Regions from separate parts of the Mus musculus genome. Here region 1 is linked to region 2. A link is a contact called in ENCODE Hi-C or POLR2A ChIA-PET data. All regions are on one chromosome and are shown on one strand. Each heading gives the region's core, a stretch centred on a gene start or an enhancer-like site at or near the end of the contact. The rest is flanking DNA. Distances are from core to core; before and after follow the strand shown.

The links. A loop is a pair of places that touch in the nucleus more often than their neighbours do. ChIA-PET counts read pairs that join two places held with the same protein, here RNA polymerase II (POLR2A).
Region 1: a map of heart shows a loop between it and region 2 (8-fold over the local background). The contact joins the promoter of Tia1 here to the promoter of C87436 in region 2. A Hi-C loop is called at or near these places in 4 of 37 maps with a recorded cell type or tissue (T-helper 17 cell and heart). POLR2A ChIA-PET finds 5 or more read pairs at or near these places in 3 of 5 experiments (Patski and embryonic stem cell).

What each region holds. Positions count from the first base shown.
Region 1 is chr6:86,401,619-86,407,355 of GRCm38, reverse strand. It overlaps Tia1 (cytotoxic granule-associated RNA binding protein 1), which reads right to left and starts at 3,137. Exons shown (of 13, transcript NM_011585.4): 1 at 2,834-3,137. The coding sequence starts at 2,859. It overlaps n-TGccc4 (a tRNA gene), which reads right to left and starts at 3,463; the gene lies at 3,393-3,463.
Region 2 is chr6:86,434,904-86,440,906 of GRCm38, reverse strand. C87436 (expressed sequence C87436) reads right to left here and starts at 2,233. Exons shown (of 10, transcript NM_001364557.1): 1 at 2,060-2,233.

The sequences.
Region 1 (5,737 bases), core at 1,888-4,387, 34 kb after region 2:
CTTCCCATGGACTAGACTGTGGCTAAGAATACACATTAAATCAGAAAACCCTGGCTTCCAGGATCACTAATGTGAGCACTTAAAACTTAAAAACACTATTGGGAACATTTTTAGAGTTAGTACCTACCAAGATTTAATCAGTACTGGCTGAGTGGAAGGATGGAGGTTTTGACAGAAGGGGTGGAGCACCAGGGAAGGGATAATGGGGAACTTTAAATCACGGACACTTTCAGAAGGAAACTCTTCAATAGGCTGCTTTACTGAAGGACATCAAGAAAAAGTAGGCACTGCTGTAACAGGTAACAAAATTGCAGGGTTGTTTTGGGTCTCTTTCTCTTTTTCCATGGCTGTCCTGGAATTCACTCTGTACCAGAAACTGGCCTCTAACTCAGAAATCCGTCTGCCTCTGCCTTACAAGTTGCTGAAATGAAAGACGAGTGAGACAAGAATTTTTTTAATTAAAGTATATGCTTTTGAGCCAGTTGTTGGGACATTAAGCTTAGCTTTCCTTTGGTTATAAAATGCCTTTCCCCTTAGTGATAATAAAGACGAAGCGAGCATGGTAAGCATCTGACACACACTAAGGATTTATCCAACTTCCCAGGGATGAATCTACTCCAATCAATACTTTCCTGGTCTCAATATAGTGCTATTTAAATGCCTGCTTTGGAAATGATAACATGTCCTTACTGCATATTTCCATGTACATACTAAAATGGTAATGTTATCATCCATATATTTCTGCAAATTTTTAAAATAAAAAAAATATAAGATTTTCATAGTGTGGTTGGAGATGGCTCAGCAGTTAATAGCACCTGTTCTTGAAGAGGGCCTTGGTTTGGTGCCCAGCACCCACATGGCTCACAAACACCTGACTCCAGTTCCAGGAGATCCAATGTCTTCTGACTTCTGAAGGCAGATATACACATGCAGGCAAAATACCCTTACAACAGGAATGAAGCTTTAAAAAGTGTTCAAGTATCTTATAAAGACACCAAAAAGCATAGCAGCATGAATTCTAAAATGCTAAGATGAAAAAGGGAAAATTTCCAATAAATATGTATTTAATAGGTTTTAGGGAGTATTTACCTATAGATATAATCTTTCCAAAAAAAAAAAAAAATGGCCATGCCCTAAGTATTGCATCCTTACTAAAAAGCTACTTCCAGGTCCCATAAACTAACAAGATATTTAATATATCAAGAAGAGTGTAAATGTGGTTTGGTGGGACAAGTCTGTAATCCCAGCACTTGGGAAACAGAGGAAAGAGAACCTTCACAAGTTTGCAAGCCTGCCTACTATACAAAGGAAGATCCAGGCCAGCCAGGATGGGGAGGGAGGGAGAAGAAACAAAAATGCAAACTGGGTAGGCAATATCTGAATCCTAGCACCTGGGACTCAGACAGAACTAACAGTTCTGAGCCAGTATAGGTATAGTTCAAGGATAACCTGGGTTATATAAAAGACCCTGTTTCCAAAAAAAAAAAAAAAAAAAAAGTAAGTATATTTCACATAATACATTAAAAATAGCAACTTGAAATTTAAATTGGGGCAAAGTGTATGGCACAGACTTTAATCACAGTGTTCAGAAGGCAGAGGCAGACAAATCTCTGAATTTTAGGCCAACCTGGTCTGTAATAGTGAGTCTGGGACAGCCAGAGATACACCCTGTCTCAATAAAACAAAACAAACAAAAGAAAAAAGAAATTGAAAATGGGCGAGGGGAAAAAGAATAACGTATCTGTACTTCAGAACAATTTTAATAACTAGAAAATGTCAAAAAGAACCCTAAATGTACATAGCTCTAAAAGTACCAGGATTCTAGAAATAAAAAGCTATGGCAGGAACTAGGTGCAGAGTTAAGGCCCGTAACATGATACATGTTCATCCTACTTCATTTATATGAACTATATGCACGATACATCAAGTTGCAATCTTCAAATATACCGGGAGAAAAAAACAACAACCAAAACCCACAATTTCTTGAGCTTTTCTTTTTTGCCCTGTGAAACCCAACAAAGGCACAACCGCCTCAACCCGTGCGTTGAAAAACAAAGAATGCAAGGGGAAGTTACATGACAAAGACAATATCCTAGACTCGAGTTACAAAATATTCACTAAAGATGCTTACACCTGACTGACCACAGTTACTCCATTAATAAAAATGTCAACCACTAGTCGCAAATGGTGGTAAATATGTTTTAATGAAACCCACTTTCCCTCGGTAGATGCATCCCTCCGAGTGAGATTTCCATTTTTTAAGAACGGTTTCAACATCCTTGGGTGTCCAGTTAGGTTTTTTGGTCGAGGGTCAGGGGAGTACTACAGAGGGAAAGCCGAAGACCTTCGAGAAAGATGTCTGGCTTTTTTTTTTTTTTTCTTTCCAGTTCTCAACTGCAAGTATAAAGTTTTTAACCTCAGCCTTCAAGAATTAAAAATGAAAAAAATCCTACCAAAAGAAAAGAGAAAGGACGTTCCAGATGGAAATCTGGAAAAGATTCATCGAAAAGAGGGGGCGGGGAAAAAAAGGACGCAAGCATGGGACTCCAGGAGGACGTGCCGAGTCCTGAGGAGAGCTTTGAATGAAAAGTCCTTCCTCCAGGTCTGGGGGCCGCGGGTGCAGCCAGCCGAGGGGTGACAGGGGCCGAGCCCCTCTCCCGCCATCGTCCTCTCGGCCCGGCTCGGCTCTAAGCATCCTGGCGTGCGCACGGGAGGGAGGAACCACCACAGCGCGGCGTCCACGGAGAACAATAGGCTGCAGAGAGGCGCAGGGCCGCGGCCTCCCTACGGGGCGACCACCATCCCGCCTCCCTCAACGCTGCTCCAGACTCACAGAGTCTTGGGCATCTCGTCCTCCATGGCTGCTGCGGTCGCGGCGGCACCTCAGGGTCCAGCTCCCTGCCCTTCGCTACCTCCCAAATCCTTGAGGCGGGCTATGGCTGCGGAAGAGCCGGCCTCCTCGCTTGACCGGAGGCTACTTCGCTTTCTTCTTTGGCAGCGATTACACAAAAAAAGGCCCGGCCTACCGCGAACAATGAAACCCCGATCCAAGATGGCGGCGAGCCGGACGCCTAGGAGCCGGCAGCCGAGTGACCCGTGCCGCGCATGCGCACAGCCAGCTAGCATGCTCACCCTCCTGGCAGCCGGGTTTAGGCTTCAAGGACGGGGTTCACTTGGTGCGCAGCCGCGCTGCCACCAGGCAAGGGATGGCTCAGAGTGCGCAGACGCAATGCCAGTAGTTTAGGATTTCTGTAGTTTCAGAGCGGAGTGTTTCATTTGTGAATTATATAGTGAAATTAAAAATCCTTGGGGAGGTTAAAGAAATAAAATAGCAGGTGTTTTTCTAGCAGGAAAATTTTCTTTTTGCACACTATTTAAAGAGAGAAAAGACATGCGCCGCCCGGGAATCGAACCCGGGTCGCAAGAATGGGAATCTTGCATGATACCACTACACCAGCGGCGCTGTTGAGGATTTGGGCGTCCGAAAACTCATAGGAGATACGTTAGTATCTCTGCCTATTGGATTCTTGATTTATGTAAATGAAAATTAGAACGAATTGATACTTGCACTTTTTCCGTTGCTTTATGAAACGATTCATTCTTTCTCATACCAATGCTGTTGAGTGGCTGTTTGAGAAAAATCTCGACTTTCATTTTTGCTTATTATTTAGAAGTAAGAGTTGTGGTAAGAAAATAAGGTCTACTTGACAATAAGCAATACTTTGCGAGCAGGAATCATATTTATGTCTGGATTTCTTTTGTATACCCAATGTAATCGAAAAGCTGGTAATAACAGAGTTACTGTTGCAAATTGGTGAGAAGAATCTCAACAGTCAGCCCTTGCTTAGGGTTCAGAGTTATGGCTCTGGAATGTGGTTCCGGTACTTTTTTTTATCCTTTCTTATTACACTATACATATTATGTAAAGCATTTATTAAAGACGTGAAAGTTTTTGTATCCAATGTCGTTCTTTTACATCAGTGGTCCTCAAGATTCCTAATGTTGCGACCTTTTAATACAGTTCCTGGCATTGTAGTGACCCCAACCATAACAGTACTTTTGTTGCTACTTCATAACTGTAATTTTGTTACTGATATGAATTGTAATGTAAATACTTTCAGCGATAGAGGGGTGGTAAAGGGGTCGCGACCCACAGGTTGAGAACCAATTGCGTACTCTGCCATATTTGGGATTCCCTCTCTCTTTCCTTCTTCCTCCCTCCTTTCCTTCCTTCTTTTCTTTCAACTTTTCTGTTTTTCAAGACAGGGGGTCTCTGTGCAGAACTGGCTGTCCTGGAATTAGCTCTGTAGACTAAACTAGCTTCAAACTCAAAAGATCCTCTTGCCTCTGCCTCCCTAATGCTGGGATTAAAAGCATGAGCCACCACCACCCCACATTTGGGAGTTCTACTTCTATAATTATCTCTAGAGTACGTCATATTTTCAGATTATATAGAGTCTATATTATAGACAGAAAACAAATATTGTCCACACTTCAGAACGCAGAAGTAGGTAGGAAGTTCAGGAGTTCAAAGCCAACCAATGCTATTTAGAAGCAAGCGCCTCTCTTCAAACAAACAAACAAAGAAACAAACAATAATTTTAAAGAAGAGTATGGCAAATATTTAAGTGTTTAAAGTATTTTGAACACTCTGGGGGTGGGTGGAAATCTATTTAAAATGGCTTTTAGTTTATCAGCATAGGTGTTCAACAATAACAAGCTTTACCCATTTCCAGCCCAGTGATCGTTCTGACTCTATGGTTTTGCTTTCTGAGTATTTCATACAAACAGAATCATACACTGTGTGTCTTCTTGAAACATACCTCTTCTCTTTTTGGTGACAGGGTTTCCAAAAAGTAGTTCTGGCTGTCCTGGAACTCACTTTATAGACCAGGCTGTCCTTGAACTCACAGAGATCTGCCTGCCTCTGTTTCCAAAGTGCTGGGATTAAAGGTATATACCACTGTTTGGCAACTTAAAACAAACAAACAAACAAACACCTACTTCTAGGGTGAAATTTTCAGTGCAGATATTCTTATACGTTGGTATATATTTGAGACACCTTGATGTGTAGATGAGGCTTTCCTCAAGAGTCCAATCTTCCTGACTTAGCCTCCTAAATGTTGGGATTGCATGTATGATCCACCATCACACCAGGCCAAAGCGAGTTCCTTTTTTTTCTTTCTTTCTTTATTTCCTTCTCTTTTCTTTAATTTTTTTTTCTGTAGGATAGATTCCTAAACATAGAATTATTGAATTATATTTTTGTATAAAGTCATAGTAGGCAAAAATCTTGTCCTTTGTGGGGACTCACACATATAATTCCAGCATCCCTGGACTGAGGTGAGAGGATTATTTTGAATTCATAGCCAGCCTGGGCTATAGTGTAAGATCTTACCTCAAAAATAAAGACGCACATAAATAAATTATAGAAAACACAAAGCAACAAAGGTGAAAATGTGGCCATCATTCACATCCCCTAAGAGTGGTTCAAAGTCAGATCCTAAGCTGCCCTCCTCTGCTCTGCTCCCTCCATTTTGTCTTATATTGAGGTATTATTAATTTTATTTTGCTTTTGCTAATATAAGAGATGAAAAGTGGTCTCTCTCTCTCTCTCTCTCTCTCTCTCTCTCTCTGTCTTCCTCACTCTCCTTCCCTCCCCCCTTTTGAAACAGGGGCTCACATGTAGCTTGGCTAGCCTGGGGCATGCTATCAGGATCTACCAGGCTAGCCTCAA
Region 2 (6,003 bases), core at 984-3,483:
TCTTTTTTTTTTTTTTTTTAAATTCAGTATTTCAATGTATAGGTAAGTCATGTCTTGTTTGTCCACTTATCAGCCACAGAATATTAGTTTAGTCCCAAGTTTCTGGCTACAATACACAGAGCTCAGATCACTGGGACAAGTATTTGTATAGAAAAATGTCTTCCCATAAACTTGCACAGGGTTGAAGGCAGTACAGCCGAGTTCTAACACTGGCTCAGTCTGGAGAAGACCCCTGACTTGATCCCCAGTAAGACCACCCCCCCCCCCATATATATACTGAGACCCATGTACTCTTTCTTTCCTTCTCTCTCTCTCTCTCTCTTTTTGGTTTTTCGAGACAGGGTTTCTCTGTATAGTCCTGGCTGTCCTGGAACTCACTTTGTAGATCAGGCTGGCCTTGAACTCAGAAATCCATCTGCCTCTGCTTCCCGAGTGCTGGGATCAAAGGCGTGCGCCACCACGCTCGGCTACTATTTCTTTTATTTATTCTTAAGATAAGGTTTTACTCTGTGACCTGAAACTTATTATGTACCTGAGGCGGGCCTTAAACTCTAGATAATCCTTTTATCTCAGCCTCCTAAGTGATAGGGCTACATGTATGGACCACAGTGTTGAGCCATATATTTCAATAAATGTAAATATCATAGTAAACATAGCTATTTCCTTTGTACACTTAACATTTTCGGAACCTGAAAAACTGTTTCCAAAGGGGCTGAAACCTATTTCCTGTGTCAGGCTATGTGCATATGAGTACAGGCAGCCATAGCCAACAGGCTGCACTGCATATGTCTGGAACTGTAGTTACAGGTGCTTGTGAGCTACTAGACATGGGTGCCGGGGACTCAACTCAGATCCTCTGCAAGAGCAGTATGTATTCTTAACTACTGGGTGGTCTTTCCAGCTCCCACCTCTTTTTTGAAGATAGGGTCTTACTATGTACACCTGGCTGTACTCAATATGTGGACCAGGCTGGCATCCAAATCACAGATATCCCTCTATGAGATTTTGTACCTGCAGAATAGGAAAAGGACTTCCATTAAAGAACTAAGTACAGTGTGCTGAGTAAGATGCGACTGTAAAGCCATTAAAAACAGTTGAGATCTGTATACCAGTAACAAAGCTTAGTGCTTTGTGTATGCTATGCTTGGTTTTGAAAGGAAAGGAAAGGGGAAAATGGGGCTGCAGAGATGGCTAGTGGTTAAAAGTGTGTATTGCTCTTTTAGAGGGCCCAAGTTTGGTTCCAAGCAGTAACATCAGGGCTCATCTGCCTAAAACTCTTAATTCTGGGAAGTCCAACTCCTTTGACACACTGGATATACACACATGCATACACAAAAATCTTTTTTTAGAAAAGACTTTAAGGACACAGCATAGTTGTCTATTTCCTCAGCAGTAATTTGAGACCCGAGAAATGGAGGTTTAATCTCATTTTTTTTACTATTCGAATTTGAAAACATGTATCACTACGAATTATTACAGAGTTTTTTTCTTATTTTCCTTTTTTGGGGTGTGGTGGGGCGGGAGGTAGGGGGCAGGATTTCTTTGTATCGCTCTGGCTGTCCTGGGATGGACCGGGGAAGCCTCGAACTCAGAGACTCGCCAGTCTCTGCCTGTAGAGTTCTGGTATTAAAGGAGCTCGTCACCATACCCAGTTTGTTCTTTTCTTTTTGAGACAAGGTCTGTTATGTAGCCTAGCTGTCCTGGAATTTGAGATCTTCTTGCCTTCGCCTCCCGAGTGCTGGGATGACAGGCTGCGCCACCACGCCCGGCTTGCAGACTCTGTCTTAAAAAAGGATACACAAGGAACGCGACTTGTGAAGGAGCTCCGCTGGAAACCTGAAGGGTCTCCCGATGATTGTCTCTTCTCAGCAAGAGGGTGAGCAGCGCCTGGCGCTGGCTGAGGGAACCCGAGGCGCGGTAGGCTGCCCCCTGTCCCATGCGGCCGCTGAGCTGGTCGGTGTGGGGACGCTGTTTTGGGCACGTGAACACCGCCCCAAGTAAGAAAGAAGTATTCGAGTGCATGCATTCACACAAGGGATCCTGTGGAGGCGCTATTTACCCATTTTAGGAATAAAACTGTCTGGTTGGATCGAGACGTCACAGCTCGCAGACCTTTACTGATTGTAGAATCAGCCCGGTCACTGTCAAATAACAGAGTCCGGGCCACAATTCCTCGGTGTTGTTTAGGGGAGCGCGCCTAAGCTCAGCTTCCGGGAACGGCCGGCTGGAAAACGCACTTCCCATGCGACCCGCTTCCCGGCATCCTGCGCAAAACGCCCACTTCCGGCGGCGTCAAACTGAGGGCCCAGCAAAAATGTCAGCAGTCCGACACGCAGTTCCCCGAACACTTTTTCCGCCTCTGTTCCCACCCTAAGCCGTGCTCCGCCGGTGCTTGGCCTCTCCCACTTTGCCCCCTTACCTGCCTCGCAACTCTAGGAATCTCGTTGGTGACGACCCTCGCCGCGTCTCTTCTCCTTTTACAAACGGACTTTTACAAACACGTCCAAACTGTTTGCTTGTAACGACGGTCGTTATTGGTCAGATCAGCCCACGTGCGCCAAGGGCCCGCTCACCTCCGCTGAAGTGGCACCATGGGATTTGTAGTATTTCAGGGGAGTGCTCTCTTTTGGAAAACTACAGAGAAGGCTCAGGGTGCTGACACTTTGTGGCTTTACCTAAACGTACAGAACACACCAGCAAGGGCTTCCCGGTGGTCCCTAGTACATCGAACCTGAACAATTCTGTGCTGAAAACAGTTTTACTGGAATCGGAAGCAGAGCTCGCCTGAGCTTGTATGGTTTTCTCTCGCTTCGCTCTTACACATTATTGAACGACTCCCCCCTTGGAAAGAGCCGAAATAGACTTTATGTATATTTGTTCTTCAGAATCGTAAATCCCCGGCACCAATATTGTGTTTCCTGGAACTCTTTCTGTAGATCAGGCTGGTCTCGAACATAGATCCGCGGGCCTCTTCCCTCCAATGTGTTGGGATTAAAGACATGTGCCACCACCGCACTTCAGAAACACTCGGAAAGCTATGGTGCCTTAGGTGAGGCCGGTGTGTTCCCATAGCTTGGACACCTACTGGTGGTGCGCTGTAGGCACAATTGCTTTGCTCTAGCCAAATTTTACTTTTCTCCGTTACAGTGGCCCTTTTCTGGGATCAGATTTTTCTAATATTGTTTCAGAAACTGAAGGAACTAAAAAAAGAGATGTTTCCTCTCGCCACAATTTTTATTTGCTGTTAAGTTCAAAAGCATTCATATTTATACCTGGATCACATGGCTAGTTAGTTCCTAGCAACTGCCTCAAGTGGTGACCAGAGAGCATCAACCCTCATTTCTTTGCCTGGCATTGGGAAGTGTTTCTCCTTTGTTCTATAGTTCAATGTCAAGCCCTCCAATAGAGAGACATGCAGACAACATCTTTCTGGATGCTGTTTCTCTCCTTTCTCATTAAGTGTGCAGTGGTTCATGAAAGACCTTGTGATCCTCACCTCCCTGTCTTCAGAACCAGCCAACTTGGGTGTCCTCACACCAAGCTCTCCCAGGCTGCAATTTTCAACTGACATTTAAAAAAAAACAAAAAACAAAACAAAACAAAAAAAGCAGATAAAAACAAACAAAACAAAACAAAAAGCCGGGCCGTGGTGGCACACGCCTTTAATCACAGCACTTGGGAGGCAGAGGCAGGCGGATTTCTGAGTTCAAGGCCAGCCTGGTCTACAAAGTGAGTTCCAGGACAGCCAGGACTATACAGAGAAACCCTGTCTCGAATAAAAACAAAAAACAACAACAACAAAAAACAGGATATTAAGTTAAGCCATTCATTGCATTGTATGTCCCAGTGGTATCAGGCAACGCCAGCTGCCCGCTAGTTAGTGGACCTCCTCCTCAAGTGTTTCCTCACAGGCCTGCATATTCCTGTTCCTCTAGGACCTGGCTCCTTCTAAGGATCAGGAGTTCAGCTGTGATTTCAAGTTTGTTTTCCTTACCCTTTTTCCTTCTCTCCCTGCTCTGACTACACATAGTAGTTGCTTTCTGCACACTGGACTTCTTTGACTCCTGTCAACCTACTAGTAGTAGCCAGTGTTTACTTTGTTCCAACCTGTATTAGTTTAATCTTTTGTCATTTCCCTTAAAAATTGAACAATTTTCAAAACTGCATATAGGTATTATGCCTGCATGTACATACCTGGTGCTGGTGGAGGACAGAGAGTACATCTGATCCTCTGGAACTGGAATTACAGATGGTTGTGAGCTACCACTTGGGTGCTTGGAAGCAAGTTCTTTAACAGCTGAGCTACCACTCCAGCCCCAATATCAACCTTTGATCTGTCTCCACCCTAATAATTGTTCATTTAGAAACAAGTCAGTGTGGCACTGAAGGGTTTGCAGAAGAATGGAGATGGGATTCTAGGATAAACCTAAACTATGACTTGACAGACACTGTAAGGCTTGCTGTAGTTTCAGTGATCTCCTATGTGCCATTTGAAAAAGGTAAATATAGCCCAAACCTTATGTGAGGGCTGCAAGACCAGAGAGCAGTGTGGTGTCAGTCCCACGCATCCAGACACACGTTGTAAGAAACAAACTGGAGGACAGGAGTTGGATTCCTTTGTGTAGCAGATGAGGGAGCAAGGGGAGCTCAGAACCCTTTCCAAGTAGGCCTGAGCCTATGCGGACCCAGGGCTAGCCTCCTGATCACACTGCTAGGGGGTGACCTCAGCCCCTTTGGGTTTAGGATCACTTATTTTATATGATTGTTGGGCCTGCATAGGTCACCAGAGCCCCTGGAACAGCAGAGAACAGTTTGCATATGTATACTCCTATGTGGGTGCTGGGAACCAAATCCAAGTCCTCTCCAAAACCAGCAAGTGCTCTTAATTGCTGACCCACCTCTCCATATCCCTATCCTCACCCAGCTTCTTTAAGACTTCATTATTGAAAGCCGGGGGTGGTGGTACACTCCTTTAATTCCAACACTTGGGGAAGCAGAGAGAGGCAGATCCTTGAGTTTGAGGCAAACATGGTCTACAGAGTAAGTTCCAGGACAGCTAGGACTATAGAGAGAGACCCTGTCTCAAAAACACAAAACAAAACAGAACAAAAGAAATCAAGAATTCATTATCATAGCCCAAAAGGAAAGAAGTATGAAATCTGGAGAAGATCCCTCCTTTGAAGGAAGTGGCTGGAGCCCTGAATGTGTGAGCTGCTGACACGGTAATGTCAAGGGCCCCAGGCATAATCCCATGGAAAAAATGGCAAAGCTGTCTCCCCAATCCACATGAGGTTCAAGGATGACAAAGCTTTCTTGGGGACCTGAGGCTTGGTGCACAGAGAAATGTACACCATAGCTCTTTCCCCTGGTATTTACCCCTTGAACTGTTCCCTATAGAGACTCTTCCTACCAGTATGAGCTAAACCTGTCTCCTTGTCACCCCTGTAACCCATAAGCCATGCCTTTCTGCCCACTTGCATATAATAAACACCCCGAGTTTCTGGGGAGCTGGTGTTAATTTATAAGTCCATCCCACAGGACAAGCAGCTTTTCTGTGCATCTATGTTTGTCTTTTCTTCATTCCCTTGCATCCCCAGTAAGGTTTAATGCCCAGAGCTATGGCAGCACCTCCCGTTCATACTCCTGCTAGTACTTGGTCAAGCTAAGGTAACTTCCAAGTAGGAGTAAACAGACAGCAATGAAGAGCACTTGTACAAAGATACACTAATAAATGTATGGCAACACAGCACAAGCACCCTAGAGGGTCCCTGGAGAAAGCCCAACAAATACATGCTATATGGGCTGGGATGCAGCTCAGTTGACACAGGGTGCCTTTGATCCTCAGAACTACAGAAGCCGGGACATGGAGATTTATGTGGAGGCTGAAGGGACACTTCTCTGCTTTGTGAGAAACCCACGGAAAGATGCTCTCTATGAACAGTATACAGGAAGTACAGTGCAAGTAGAACAATGTCGCTATAGCTTCTAAGTCAAAACCACTTT